Linked DNA regions of Homo sapiens: region 2 is linked to region 1. Evidence: chromatin loops called from intact Hi-C (ENCODE). Cell type or tissue: sigmoid colon. All regions are shown on one strand.

Region 1 (8,000 bases):
ATAACAAACCAATCTGTTGTTGAGGGAAAAAAAATCAACATGTAGAAGTATTTTTGAGTTGAAGATTCAGCTTTATATAATGAATCTATCTACATATTACCACCATGTGAGCCAATCTCCATATTTATTTCAGTGGTTCTATGAAATTGATATCTGGATTTATATCTTGTGCATGGTGTTTACTGCAACCACAATGTTGGCTGTTGGTACATTCTTCTGGTCTATAACGTGTTATTTATTTCTTGGCAATTCAGTTTTTAGTCTTTTATCATTGTTTTCTTCTAAACATCTTAAAGCGGTTACTTCCCAACATATGTTTGGCCTGAGTGCTAACCAATCTTGTCCTTACATTTTGGGTTTACTAAAAGTATCTAACATCGAACAAGGTTATCTTCATAAGCTGAAGACATTCATCTGGTGATTTTTCTGTATTACATAATGAGATAGGCTGGTGATAATATTTTCACTTTCCATATACGGAAATAAATGATATTTACTGCTTTACCACAGAACTCTCCAATGTTAGCTGGAGCCAAAGCAAGAGATAATAGTTGTGGACCACTGTTCTTGCCTCACTGTAGCAGTTCAGAAGTGACAGCCACAGCTTCTAAACATTACCATTTAATTTAAGCAGTGTGAGTCTCCTTGGTGGGGGGAAGGAATGACTTGCTGACAGTTGATCATTTTTTCAATATGCTTCAGAGAGTAATTATAGGTTGTTACATACATTTAGAAACGGTCTATGTGGTTTAAGAAAAGATGGAATTAAGGCCATGCAACATTATGTTTTTTAAATTCAAAATCAATATAGATAAAAAAAAGTGACACTTAGGACGTTTCTTAGGGTGCAGTGCACTAAACACATAAAGTGTATTAAAATGTAGAAACCATATACCTTTCATTACATTATTCTACAGCTGTCATTTATTTTATTTTGGTATAAAAGTAATTATTATTCTGAGCACAATAGTATACATTTCCCTTACCCTGCACCAGCACTCCAATTACAATCTACTCCAATTCAGATTAATCATGCCAAGATGGCAATTTCATTACACTAAGAGTAAATTTTAATAGTTTAATATATGGCTATACTTTCAATGGCTAAAACTTTTTTAACTACTTTAAAGATTTTATTAAGATTAAAGTTAAACGTAATGCATCTTAATCGGATCTTTAGTAGAAAATATTCATGACAAAATATGGTTGACGATGGTCTATGTAATGCTTCTGTGGATGCATTAAACTCCACTGATAGCTTTCATCTGAAAGGCATCTAATAATGGGAAGATGCTTATCGATGTAAGATGTTTCCATTTACTTTCAATTTTGTATTATTATTTACCATCAGCCAGAACGCAAGATTATACATAGGATTACGCTTTAGTCCAAGTGACAAAATACAGTGTACAAGGGGAAAAGAGTTTATTTAGGTAAAATAAAACATAACTGGTTTCAAATAGATTTAACCCAATAGGATATAAAAGGAGTCACCAGCTCTAATTACATAGCATCTTTCTGTGTCTTAAATAGGACCTTACTGGATTAAGAAGTTATTAATGCCCCCCTAAAAAGAACTGCTTATTTACTCCTCAGCAACAAAAAGGCCTGTCAAATCAGGTACTGGCAGAGGAGAAGCAAAAAATTGTAAGCCTTTATATTTTCATTCCAAGGTTACACTGTGATCTTTAATCACTCCCTTTCCTCCAAAGTTCTGCAGTGGTTAGTTGCTTTTTCTCAAAGAAGTCAAAAAGTTTGCTGTAGTAACTTTACAGTACAGAAATAATTTATGTTTGCTTAATTATCCTTCTAAGTAAAAATATGTGTTTTCCCGGGCCAGGCGCTGTGGCTCACGCCTGCAATCCCAGTACTTTGGGAGGCTGAGGCAGGCGGATTGCTTGAGGTCAGGAGTTTGAGACCAGCCTGGGAAACATGGAGAACCCCAGTCTCTGCAAAAAAAATTAAAAACATAGCCTGGTGTGGTGGCCTGCACCTGTAGTCCCAGCTACTCGGTAGGCTGAGGTGAGAGAATTCATTGAGCCTGGCAGGTGAAAGCTGCAGTGAGTTATGACCGTGCCACTACATCCATGCCCGGGTGACAGAGTGAGACCCTATCTCAAAAAAAAAAAATAGGGAAAAAAAGTGTTTTCTAATGTGTGCATCCTTTTGGTGTATGTGAAATCAAATGACAGAATATAGTTTCTTTACAAGTGACCTTTGGTTATGGTACAAATCTATATTTTGGATTTCTTGTGCACTCAGGAACACAGTTGTGTTCTGGCAAACCACATCAGATTTAGATTCAAACAGAATGAATCTGAGAAAATTCTAAATTGCATTTAAATAGGTTGCAACGTTAATTTATATCTCCAGTAAAATTTGGAAATCATTTTATATCCTACATGCTCCACTATTAACTCTTGGAGGGTGGATGAGTTATCTTAAGTGCCAGTGAATAGCACAGAGCTTAGAACTTACATTAAATGAATTAATTTAGAAAATTTTTCAACCTGAGAAATTTCTTGGGTCATAGATGAAATTTTTCAATCAATTGTATCCCCTCGTTTGTAAAAGTGATGTAGCAGCTATGCCTATCAGTGTTTTCTAATGAAATCAATACATAAACTTATCAATCATCCACTTAATCTACTTTTGTCTCTCCTATTTGTTTCCTCTTCTGAAGACACTGGCAAATCTGGGCCTCACGGTTTTACAGATTCCATGGACTTGATAAAATTGAGTAGACATGGGACATAATCAAGTGGGGCAAATAAGCAGGTCCATCCCTGATACCAATCCCAGGAAGAAAGGGAAAAGAAAAGTTAATGAACTTCCTTTGCCCTCAGGTATACTTTACTTGCTCTTTAATTTTTGTGACTGTATTGCAAAACTGGGAGAGTGTGAAAAGCAGCTCAGACTTTGGCATCAAATCTATGTTATATCATCAGCTGCAGCCTGGGCCTTCTCACCTTTGGCCCCTTGCGCAGAGAAGAGAGGAGGTCAGATTTTGGAGAAGAGGGTAAGCACTACACCTTCATTTTCTTACTTTAGGCAAAACAGAAGTATTTACAATGCAATCATCAGCTTTGACAAACACTTTTTGAAACTAATCAATCTTTAATTTGAGAGCCAAAAAGCTTTGGTGAGATGATTACACTTAGTTCAGAACCCATGAAAGCTACAACCAGTGAGACACTGCTTTCTTTAAACAAAACAGTTTCAAATATAGAACAGTCTGTGCTTTTACAACTTACGAGGGCTCCTCTGACACAGCAGCTCCTTCTTCTAGCTCTTGAGCTTGTTTGAACCATGGCAACTTGGCCTCGACTGGAAGTTTCTCTGAGAATTCAGTGCATGCACATACAAAAGAAGAGGTTAGAACCAATCTGGGATTTTAGGAAAATTCCTTATTCTCCTCACCAAGAAGTTACTACGTTGACCAACACGAATAAGTTTTTGGGTAAATTGCTGCCTCTGATGATGGTTATATCTAGAAAAATAAAGTCGAATTTTAAAATGTTTAATAATACTAGTTTGTGTGCAAGCTTTCTCTTTATTATGATGAATAGCAAAGGAAAGTCATTTTATTATGAAAGTTGTAAGTGTAGGAGCACTAGCTCAATATGCATATAAAGAATCATCGAAGTATCTTTTTACCATTCCCTCTTGAAAAGATAGAGCAGCATTTACCTTGGAAAACAAAGTACAGTCAATTATATTGTGATATTTTCATAAATTCTAACTTTTTTTTTTTTGCCTTTTAGCTAAGTGTGATCTATGTCACATTGCCAAAAACAAACTCTTTCACTCTGAAATTCACAAAACATTGATTTAGATATCTGACTCATTCAGTACTACCCCAAGGCTCACTGACAATTGGAATATGTGCAAATGAGGGTTCATAACACATAATTTGACTTATTTCACCTATTTATCTAGCTTTGGCCAAACAATTCAAAACAAACTTCCTAGTTACTTCCTGGGAAAAAAATTGTGGAGGAGAAAAATGAAGAGGGATGTTCTAACGGCTCTTACAGAAGTAACTGCCAAGATTCCCATTCTAGCATATTTATTAGGGTCATTTATGGGGATATTTGCCTTTATAGTATGAGCCAATGATGCTCTATCACCATTTTATAACATACAATTGCAAAGATGAAAGAAATATGTCTATACATATATGCACCATAGAATTATATGGTATTTTAATGATGTTTAGAGAGCCAGGCTCACTCCTTGGTTGTGAAAATCCAGACTTGATTCTTGATAGTTAACTGCAAACTGCTTTTCTTTCTCTGAAGTGGCTTGGTAAAGATAAAGCTAATAAACAATTGACTATTTTAAGTTAGGGGCATCACTTCTTGTTCTCTATGCACAGCAATTATTTATAGTCAAAAAACAAAGCAAGTGAGAAATATAAAACTGCCAAAGCCAAAATGATTTGCTAACATTTTAAACACAGCAACACCGTACCTATACATACATCATTTTACAACTACTCCAACTATCCCAGTAAATGACTCAGTCGGCTGGGCGTGGAGGCTCACGCCTGTAATCCTAGCACTTTGGGAGGCCGAGGCGATTACCTGAGCTCAGGAGTTCGAGACCAGCCTGGGCAACAAGGTGAAACCCCGTCTCTACCAAAAAAAAAAAATACAAAAAATTAGCTGGGCACGGCAGCATGCGCCTGTAATCCCAGTTACTCCGGAGGCTGAAGTAGGAGAATCGCCTCAGCCTGGGAGGCAGAGGTTGCAGTGAGCCGAGATCACGCCACTGAACTCCAGCCTGGGCAACAGAGTGAGACTCCGTCTCAAAAAAAAAAAACAAAAAAAACCTCAGTAAATGAAGCTGTCTCTGGTGGCATAGTTAGCTCTCTGTCTTTCAATAAGGAAGCATTCAGTTTGGCACTCATAGTAAGCTTGTAATACTTTATTGCTGTTTTGAACTAAATCCTGTCAGACGCACCTGTGGCAACCTCCTCCCATAGTTGAGGGCACTGACGATAGTCAGGAGTTAAAAGTAACTTACTGTATGTAGAAGTTACTATATTGCAGGCACTAGGTTAACCACCCTGTTTATGTTATATCTCATTTAACCTACGCATGATCTCTGATTTAGATACTATTATTACACCCATTTTACAGAGGAGGAAACCAAGGCTTCGAGAGAGATGCATTTATTAAAGTTAATCAGGATTTCTGTTTTTTTTTGTTTCCTTTTATATCATTAATTTAGATTTTATGATGCCATTCAGTTGCAATTAGGGCCACCTATAGTATAATAAAGAGCTACACTGTGACTGATTTTTCAGAGAAATTTAATGGCTTAAAAAATAAAGAAATGGGAGCCATATTTAATATTAAAAATTAAAGGGGGTTTAAAGAGTTCTTTACTTCTGAATGGTTTGTGACTTTGAATTTTTCTTTTCCATTGACACAGACAAGTAACAATACTTGTACAGAAATCAAATTCATATTCTTGCTAATCTGAGATATCCAGTGTAATTATAAGTCTGGCTCACTAAATGCTTAGTTCTACACTTTCCTAAAATTTCTTTTTTATAAATTATTGCAATATCTTTTAAATTCTGATATATTTTAAATTATGGTTCTGGAATTCAGTCTCATATTAATGTTTTAATTTTCAATATAAAAAGTGACAGTTTTCTGTTTCATCAGTTTGAAGTATGAGACTTCCCAATGTACTTCAGCCTTAGCAAAATAGACATACTTGGATTCACTCCCTTGTTTTTAAAGGCAAGAAATGTGGATAGTAAATCAAACATATATTTCTAGAATATCTGGTCTCCCTTTAAGCAGGTACATCCGTATTCTTCAGCAATAGTCCTCAAACAACTTTATGACTTGGGAGATAATTATATAAATATATTTCTACATGTAGTGGTTAATGAAATTTTGCAATCAAAATCACTTGAAAGATTCTTTAAGATAATCAAATTCCTTTAGTAGAGTTTAAGTTATAAAGAATTCTTACTAAGAATACTTGGGATACTTAAAAATATTCCAAGGAGTTTAAAACACACCTGACTACACACAACAATTAACAGGCTGGTAATAGAGCACCTGTCAAGTTACCTTTGGGTTTATAGCAGGGAGTGGGTACGATGCATTCCTCTTTTATGTGGGGCTTTGTTTTTGGGCTACAGCCTCCTGTGTGCATTCCTCGATGGTCGATGCAGAGGACCACACGGTATCTGAGGCCCTGGCCACATGTCACTGTGCACTGGAAAGAGATTGCAAGAGAGAGGAGACTCGTAGGCAAAGCCTTGTTTACTTTTCTTCACTTCCCATCGAAAACTTTTAATCTAAGTTTTCTTTTTCCCCGCCCCCCCCCCCCACACGAGGACTCCTGGTAAATTTATACCACTTCTTACCAGTCAAGGGATCTTTGTTCTATTTGGCTATTTGAGGTGAAGCTCGCTGAAAATTAAATCACTTTCAATTCCATAGCTTTGGATTAATCAGTCAGCAATCTTTAAGTACCCACTGTGTGCAAAGTCTCAAACCAAGCACCAAAAAGAAGAAAGGAGAAAAGAGACTGTAGAGTGTGCTTAATTTTGACTACCAGCACTGTATTTTATTTAGTTACTTTGCTAATGACCGCTACTTCCAAAAATATGGGAAATACCCCTACATGGATATCAAAAAATTTAAACTACGATTATAGCTAAATTATATTGCAGCATTGTTAATCCAATTGATTACATTGAAAGGCAAAAATAACATTTAAAAAAACAGATTGAATGACCAGATGCCCAATGTAGATTGCACCTCTAATGGTTCCCCATGTCTGGTAGCATGTCTAGATGTAGAAAATGTCACAGCTCTGATCTGCTGCCATGAAGCCACAGGGCTCAGTGAAGAGTCTTTTGTCATTTCTGAGGCGGAGGGCACAATGGCTTATTTCATCTTTCTGTTTCCTTTACGATTTTCCTTTCTGCATTAGCAGTCAGGAAACCCTGAATGACATTTTATGTTTAATTACAGCAGGTTTCCTAACATCTATAAGTTTTTTGTTTTAATTATCTTACTTCGTTCCAATTTTAATTTTTGTGCTATTTTCATTTCCTCTTCCCCCTTCTCCAATGATTAATATACATAGTTTTAATATTAATCCACTTAGACCCTTTCGGATACAAAGCATAATACATACAAAATGAAATCAAACTTCTGGTCTACTGAGCTCTATCATCAAAGCAGCTTTTACAGATTCGGGATCATTCATTCAGCCTCAATTACCCTTGAAAGGCAGTTGCTTCCCCGTGCTATTTGAGGGAACATTATCTGGGGAACAATAGAGGCTTCTTGAAGAAACTTGAAGAAAGACACTTTAAAAAAACATCATTTACTTTTGGTCATGCTGGATTTGGGGCATTCCTACTCCAGGAGCTAAGCTGGTAGGCTTCTAGACACCTCAAGAAGAGTGTGGAGCTGCTCAGGGTACCCGGTGGGGCCATGATGATGAGAGGGAAGAGTGGACTTACTCTCCTAATGAACAAAGAAAGAAGGCACAGTTACCGGAGACCACTCCTGTGCCAGCCATTTAGGGCAGTCAAAAATGTTGCAGGGCTGCGCGATGGGCATCTTAGGGGTGTACATGCATTTCCACTCTTCCACTGAAGTGACATGCCCCTGGATGTCCTCCTCCACACAGGAAACTGCCCGGCTCTGGATGCCCCCCCCACACGAGGAGGAGCACGCGGTCCATGGGGTGGCCTCCCACCTACAGAAGCAAGGGGAGTCATCAGGGCAGACATGCACATTGCTAAGCCTCCTCAGTGACTGGTCCACCAACCCACTCCCCATGTCTATTGGTATAATCAGGTTCTGAGAGGCTAAGGTCCAGAAAACCAAAAGCCATCTATTGCCTGAAACCTGATGAGTAAGAGAGAAGGATTCAACATTGGCAAAAGGGCTCTGCAAACCGTGAAGCTCTATACAAATGTAAGCCATTACAGTTTTGAGAGCTGTCCACAAAGA
Region 2 (8,000 bases), 86 kb before region 1:
TAAGAAGCCTGAAAATTTAAAAGAGCATGGTCGTTTTAAGGCTGCTAAGTAGAAACATAAAAACAGAGTTTCAGGTCAGAAGACTGGGTTATGACTTTGGTCAAGTCTAGCTCTTTCTCTAGCTTCAATTTCCATATCTCTGGAATAAGGAAGCTAAGCTAGAGCAGGGATTTTAAAACTGTGTTCCATAACTATGTTGAGGAAGTGATTCGGGGGCTTCTCAGGTGATGAGGAGACCCAGCCGTTGGAGATCTGAGACCCCTACTCAAACTTAAACCAAAACAGCTCTAATTTTATCTGTTTAAGATTATTGGCTTCATAGTAACATTTGATTTGATAAAGCATTCTGTGGTCTTAATTTTTTAACAAAGTAATTAGGCTATAGGATCTTTCAAGCTCCTTCTAGCTCTAAAATTATTCTTTCTTTTAGAATTTTTTTTGGGGGGAAAGGAGCAACTTCCATAAAATAGGATTTAAAAATATTTAATATCAAACTCTTTCAGGAGATTGAGGGTTTCTTTCAGAGAAAAGAAGTATGGCCTTTTGAGAGGTCTTACTTCCAGAATAGAATCTGTAAGTAATTTTATTTGAAATGTCTAAAACTTTGGCTTAATTCTGTCTCTATGGGATTCTGTGCAGTAACCATGAGATTGAGCCCAGATAGTGGAGGATGAAAAACACCCATAGATCATTTAGGTCTTCCCTTCTCCAAGGGCAGTCTCATGGGAGGTGTGGCATGCACATCTCATCTCAGCCAGACGGCCAGGGGAATGGTCATAAGGATGACAGGGTCAATGTGGAGCCTTTGTGAACACCTCCAGGAGCACTTCAATATGGCACCAGTTTGAGTTTAATCCCAACAATTCAGTGATTACTTCCCACCATTCCCAGCCCCTCCTCAATGTTTGGAATCTCCATTCATTAACCCAGATAGCTCAGAAGCTAGTAACATTCGTTGGATAAGGGCTACCTCCTCCCAGTTCCCAAAATAGAACTTCCTCTTGAGGAAGACCAGGAGAGCCTGTAGGAGACCTAAGCTGTGGCCTCAGGCCCAGCCAGCCATGGTGAGTGCTTCCTTTCATTTCCTTTCCTTCTCATGACAAGTGAGCCCAAATGGAAGACAATCATAAGGGTTCACTTTTAGTAGGCACAAAGTATTTTACATGCAATATATATTAAATTATATTTAATTTCATCCTCCCACCTACATGATGGATACTATTATATTTCCATTATACAGATAAGCAACCTAAAGCCAAAAAGGTTAAATAATTAGCCCAAGGTTATACAGCCAGTAAGTGGCAGAGTCAGGATTTGAACCTAGGTTTGCCTGTCTTTGAGTCTGAACTCTTAACAACACATGATACTGTTCTGAAGGCCTACTGTACTTAATGGGACCAATGGGACCTTTTTCTTAGTCCCAAAATCTCAAAGGTCCCCCTCAAATCTGCAGGCACAAAAGAACATTTTCTGAATCTTCTCTGTCTCATATGCTTCAAAGGCCACAAACTCCAGGAACACAGGAAGACAATTATAACACACACAAGTCCCTTCCTCAGCAGTCCACTCATGACAGACTATTACCTGATAGATTTAGGGGAGCAATTCCTTTTATAATACTCCACTGAGAGAATGTTTTCACCTAGAGCCACTTGGCAAATACACCTACCTCTGTTCTTCAAATGCCATACCCCAAATCAACATTCCCACGGAAAAATTGTCACTAACATGCACATGCACACACACACAAATGTACACATGCTCATTTTACACACTTTATATCTTGAAATCAAATTTAGAAAGCATGAGAAAATAATTCCCCAAACGTTCTGAGACATTTGGCATGAGATACCACAAGAAGCAGTTTTACTGCCAAGTTATAAAACCTGTCGTAATGTAAGTTAACTCTTAATTGCAATGCACTTAGCAGGCACCATCTCATGGAATTCTATGTGGGTTGATAAGATATGGGCAAGAATTCTAAGAACCTATGTTGAGAGAGCTGGATCTTAATTTTCACAGGCCGCTTTGCCCTCTGTAAGCAAGTATCTCTGTGAGGTATTTCAAGCAGCAGCAGCTCCCTCCTGTGAGTTGTATACTATCCAAAAAAAAAAAAAAAAAAAAAAAAAAAAGGCACTGGGGTTAGGAAGGCAAATTCAAATGCTTATATGCTAGAAAAAGGAAGGTCTTGAATCTGGCTTTACAGACATTTTCACTTCAGGTCTAGTGATTCTGTTCTTGGCTAAATCTTCTTGTGAGGCAACAATTTTGGGGGACTTCTCCATGGAAGACACACAGGTCTATGGAGGTGGAGAAGTCGAAGGCAACTCGAAGTGGTAGTGGCTGAAAACAAAGGACTTGAAGCTAGGTGTAAATGAATTGGCGTACGCTAGAATTAGGAGAGGCATTATTTAGAAAGATAGGTTAGTCAGAGGTATGTCTCTAACTTAGCAGATAAAGTCGGGAATGGTGAATGCTGAAGCAATCACTTCCCAAAGTGCAGGACAACAAGGGAAATCAAATTCTCTTGATAGGAAGCAGTTGAAGTATTTTAGAGCCAGGAAACTAACAGTAAACAGGCAGGATTTCCTTGGCCTTCTTTTCCTAATAAATCATGTCCTTTATTGTCCAGTAACTTGGAAGAGACTTGCTAGAGAGGCTTTGCCCTTCCTGAATAGAGACAGAAACATCTGGGAGTAAGAGGTACAGGGAGGTCAGGAGGAGGGGGTGGTGTGGAGATAGAAGGAGAAGAACCCAGTGTGTGGAAAAGAATCCTGGGGCCAAAACAGCACCAATGAGGTCTGGTTTTGTTCCACGAGGAGCCCATTTACAATTCCAAGCTTCCGATTGTTGGGTAAGGGCTGGCTGCGTAACTCAGGTCCCTGCAGCCTCGTTAAAAGCTAGTTACACACTACGGTATATATGGTTACAAAAATACTATTCCATAATATTAGGAAGATTGTTTTGTTCTCTTCTTGCCTTTTCTATGTATATGTCTGGGGTGCCTTCTTTTCCTACTTGGATCTCTTTCATTCTCTTCGGAGGAACATACATACCTCTGTCCAGTCTGAGAGAAGCCACTCGCTGGGACAGTCATCTTTCTTGCATGCTTGCTGGCAGGCAGGTTTTGAAGCTGAACAGAAGGTCTCAGGAAGCTCCAGGAAGCTGCCATCAGCCATGCGCTGCTTGCAAAGAACCTCACGTTTCTGAACACCCCCGCCACACGTTCTGGAACACTGGGGAAAGAAAGAAGGAAAGAAGAAAAAGTAGACCCAATATGGGAAGGCAGTCTGACTGCTAATTCTTATCTTAATTTGGCAGAGTAAAGGAAGAAAAAAAAATCCAGAAGAAGAAGAAAAACCAGGAATCGGCCCAAAGGATTTTGTTTCTTCTCTTTGAGATGAATTTTGTAGCAAGATCTACCCTCTCCACTCTTAATCCCAGGTATTTAACTAGAGCATCCAGGAATTTCTGGGGCCTTTAAATCTTAGAAAGTTGCTCCTGAACTATGATTTGCAGTCCCATCCAAGACAACTGGTTTAAAAGGTTAGTATAATAGAGTGTTCAGCATATTTACGATCCAGGGAAAATAATCTGTGCTGCTTCCAGAATGAACAGGAGAGAGCTCCCGCCATCAGTATAAATCTGGAGGAATTAATTTGCAGAAAAGACAGCCCTTTCTCTAAGTGAAGGCACTCTACCACACGGAATGGGCATTAGATTTAGGGTCTGGTTTTCTTAAGGACCCCCCTGGAATACTCTTCTTGCAGGACTGATGATTTCTTAGGGCAGTGGGAGCCAGAGCCACTGAAATTTGGGATGCAAGAAAAATGGCCTCATGTCAGTGGTTTTCAGAGGAACCCCAATAAAACATTGTTTACATGTAACTGAATAGTTATGATCCAGGGGCATGAAGTGGGAGGGAGGCCCCCTGAAGCACAGACTGTTGGCTATTTTCAAATATATGTCCCTTCCTTTTCAGAGCAAAGGAGTCCCCAGCTTTTCACTGGGCATACCACATTTCGGCATAAAGACTATATTTGTCAATCTCCCTTGAAGACAGACACAGCCATTTGACTTGATGCTGGCCGATGGGATATAAACGGAAGGGTTGTGTGTGCTTTCAGGGAAGTGCCCAAAAAGATGGTGTGGCATCTCTTCCCTTCTCTTTCTCCTCGCTGCTGGCTGGAATGTGAACGTGATGTCTGAAATGTAAGCTTCCATCTTGGGCTGTCACAAACAAAAAGTTAGAAGCCTGGCTTCCTGACTGTGAAACCACCATATCTGCTCTGGACTGTCTGTGTTTATGTGAGAGAGGAAGACTTTTCTATCTTTTTAAAGCCAATGTTATTTTGGGTTTTCTATCACTTTCAGTCTGACATAACCCTAGCTAAGAGTTCAACCCACGACTACTCTGTGGTGGGGATATTTTATTGTAAAATTTTAGGGAGCCTGCTGATTTCTTCCAGAATAGTTTCTTGTCATTAGCTTGCTGCCTTTGGGCTTGCTGAGAGATCAAGCCTGGTTTTAAAAAGCGTGAGAGTTTGTGCTGAAGTACCTGCTTTGCTGGAGGAGTGCCCCTCTCAGAACTCACGTTGGTCTTTGTTTAGTAAGTTGTACTCAGAATGGCTATGGGGTTTTTTGCCGGCAGTCAAGGTTATGATGGTGATACCAGTGTCCTTGGGTACAGTCAGAACATAGCTGCAGCCCAGCTTTCACCTTCTTACTCAGTGGTCTCAACCTTGCATGCACCTCAAGGTCTCCTGGGGAGCTTTTAAAAAGTACCGATGCCTGGGCCTCACTTCAGACCCATCAAATCAGATATTCTGGGATGTGGCTCCCAGGTACCAGTTTTTGTTTTGTTTTTAAGAAAGATATCGGTATAATCTTCTTCCAAGTAATTTTTCCCCAGATAATTCTATTGTGTCTCCAGGGCTTAGAACCACTTCTACAAATGAATGTTCTCTCACCATACCCAATGGTAATAAACATGGAAAGGAAAATCCGGGACCCAGAGAGGTCTCTGTTACGACCAGTGGTTGTTTGGACCCCACCGGAGCAAACATGCCTTTTGTTTGCAGTTGTGAATGGCTTGAGGTCACAGAGCTAGTGGATAATGATGTTAGAAAAGCAATCAACTTTGTCTAGTTAAGCCTTTTAGTCTTAGAGTCTTTTAAATTATTAAAATCAATGGTGAGAAACCTTTATTTTTTTCATTTCAAATTTAAAAAAATAATTGAGTCCCCTAGGAAAAAGGATGTATTTTCTTAGTGCTGGGATCAACTACCTACCCATTGAAGCATTGAAGGCTAACAAAAAATGTGAAATGACCCTACAAGCTAGGTCTTATTTCCACTTTACAGAAAAAAAAAAAAAAAAAAAGCTGAGGCTCAGAGAGGTAAACAATCCAATGAAGGCCACACAGGGGCTAGAATTTGTTTATTGCCATTCATTGCAACATTTGCTAAGCTCCTACTGGACACCATGCTCTGGACGCAGCTGGAGAAAAAGTCCAAACTCAGCTTCTCTCCTCCGTGGTTGTAGCAACTCCTGCGTGCTTGCAGACCCAATGGAGGGTAGTGTGACCGTTGCTTCATGAGGAGGGCTCCCAGCCTGATCAGCACCAAGCCTGCCGAGAGCCTGGTCTTAGTCTTTCACCCAACTGGGCTTTGCCATTCAATTCTTAGCTTCCACTCTTGTGACCATCCCTGACTGGCAGGAGCCAGCCCATGATTCAGGTTGGAGAGTAGAATTTAAAGTAGTTCATCTATATTCTAGTGACCCTGGAAAATTTAAGGAGTTCTCCCTAAACTCTGATTTCTGAGAGGCAACATTTAAACATAGCTCTTAGACAATGCCATGAAGCTAGACCACCTGTTACTCATTACAAGTCCTACCAGCTCCTTCTAAGGGCTTTTCTAGTGTGTCGTTTGGGCTTGATTAAGAACAAAATCTATGGTCTCAGAGCTAATGATTCAAGTAACTGGCCTAAGCCTTTGTCTTCTTTGTGGCTCATTTCAGTGACTCTGTGGGCTCTTCTGTATTGAAGAAGCAAATTTTAATTTTAGCCCTCATTTGGTAGCAATTCAATAAGACATTAAAGGATTTCACTTCTTTAACTAATTTTGTACCCGCACTGCCTAGAATAATGCCTCCTGTGAATGTTCTCAATAAATGTCTGTGGCATTGAATTGAAGTTGGTACTTAGGAGAAATTTAAATTAGTGGCTAAGAATTCCATTTATCTAGAATAATCCTGTTGCTATGGATAACTAAGGTTTTAAATTTAGTTTTACAGTGTTTTGCATGATTTTTTAGGTTCGACCTTCTCTTACTGCTGTCAAATTCTTACATCGAACCAACAAGTTATACTATAATCAGATCAGTTCTAAACTTTTCTTGTTCATTCTTTCTTTTTATAAGTAGCCAACTAACCACGTGGATTACTGACTCCTAAGGATTTGCCAAATTTGGGGACTATATTCTCCACAATACTTTCCATTCTGTGAATTACTAAGATTCTTCCATGAACTTACTGTAATTTTTCTGAAACCACAATTGTTGGAAAGAAACAAGTTTGTGCTGATAAATCAAAAATTTTAATTTTAAGCTCTGACCTCTCCCCTATGCCTACTCAACATGTCCACTTAAATGCAAATAGGCATCTTGAATTAAACATGCCTAAAATGGAACTCTTAATACTGCCCTTCCAACCTCATCCCAAACCTACTTCTCTCTCAGTCTTCCCCATTCATTTAATTGTGCCACATCCAGGACAAAAACTTTGGCCCCTGAGTTTTTCCTTTTTTTTACCACCCTTCCCCTGACATCCAAGTCATGGCCAAATAAGGTCAGGTTTACTTACAAAACATATAAGCTATACTTCTAAAATAAATAAGAAATCAGCATACCATAATCCATCATCTCTTGCCTTTTATTGGTGCTTTGGTCTGAATGTCTGTGTCCTCCCTGCCACTCCCCTAAATTCACACGCTGAAATCCTAACTCCCAAGGTGATAGTATTAGGGGTGAGGACTTTTGGGAGATGATTAGGTCATGACGGTGGAACCCTCAAGAATGGGATAAGTATCCTCTAAAAGAGGTTCCAGAGAGCTGCCTTGCCCCTTCCATCATGTGGAGGACACAGCTACAGAGCACCATCTATGAACCAGAAAGAGGGTTCTCACTAGACACCGAATCTGCCAGCACCCTGACCTTGGACTTTCTACCCTCCAGAACTGTGAGAAATAAATTTCTGTCATTGATAAGCTACTCAGTCTACGGTATTTTGTTTTAGCAGCCGGAATGGACTAAGAAATAGCGTTTCTAGCAGGATATAGATGATACACTCAAATGTGATCATTTGAAAAAGAGTTCCTTCCTCCTGTTGGAAACCCCATATTGTCTTCTCTACACTCTATTCTCCACACCATAGCAAGAGTGACGTTTTCAAAGCATAAATGTGATCACACAATTTCCATGCTTAAAACCCTCCAATGACGTTCCCTTGCAATGAGAATATAATCTATACTCCTCTAACCCTGCCCTGCAAACCGCTACAGATTCTGGTTCCTGCCCTGGTGGAACTTAGACATTGTCTAGCTTAAATCCTTCCAACTTTATTAATTCATTCCACATAAATTTATTAAATGCCAATCATGAACCAAGCATGGTTCTAGCTAGGTGAATGTATAGCAGAGCAAGAGAAGCGTTGTACACCTCTGTAATCTTATATTTTACGACACCCCCCCTTTCCCTGTGTACTCCAGCCAGACTTTTTTTTTGTTGTTTTGTTCCTCAAACATGTCAAGCTTGTTTCTCCCACAGGGCCTTCGCATTTGCTGTTCTCTCTACCTGCACCATTCTTCTCTTAGATCTTCATGTGGCTGAGTCTCTTGAATAATCCAGGTTCAATTCCATTCTCAGCTGTGTGGAGAGGCCATCCCTAACCTTCCTACCTAGAGTAGTCAAAGCAGTCTCTATCACCATTACCTCATTTTA

Evidence for each region. Peaks named below come from ENCODE experiments on the same cell type or tissue, not always from the same donor. Only the 100,000 strongest peaks of a DNase experiment are listed, where the experiment ranks them.
Region 2: a loop joins it to region 1, with 2.0 times the contacts of the local background. A loop is called at or near these places in 1 of 110 quality-filtered maps.

Annotation. Positions count from the first base shown.
Region 1 is chr9:18,680,055-18,688,054 of GRCh38, reverse strand. ADAMTSL1 (ADAMTS like 1) reads right to left here. Exons shown (of 29, transcript NM_001040272.6): 11 at 7,539-7,743; 12 at 6,096-6,243; 13 at 3,255-3,339. The region is part of intron 1 of LOC102724102 (a long non-coding RNA gene); the gene reads left to right. Among named protein-coding and RNA genes, the nearest start is that of MIR3152, 110 kb to the right of the region's middle. In sigmoid colon, no CTCF peak of the experiment used is centred here; a DNase peak (open chromatin) is centred at 3,284; H3K27ac peaks cover 209 bases.
Region 2 is chr9:18,765,838-18,773,837 of GRCh38, reverse strand. ADAMTSL1 (ADAMTS like 1) reads right to left here. Exons shown (of 29, transcript NM_001040272.6): 17 at 3,057-3,236. Among named protein-coding and RNA genes, the nearest start is that of MIR3152, 200 kb to the right of the region's middle. RefSeq lists enhancers at 2,705-3,904, 4,331-4,550. In sigmoid colon, no CTCF peak of the experiment used is centred here; DNase peaks (open chromatin) are centred at 2,836 and 3,147.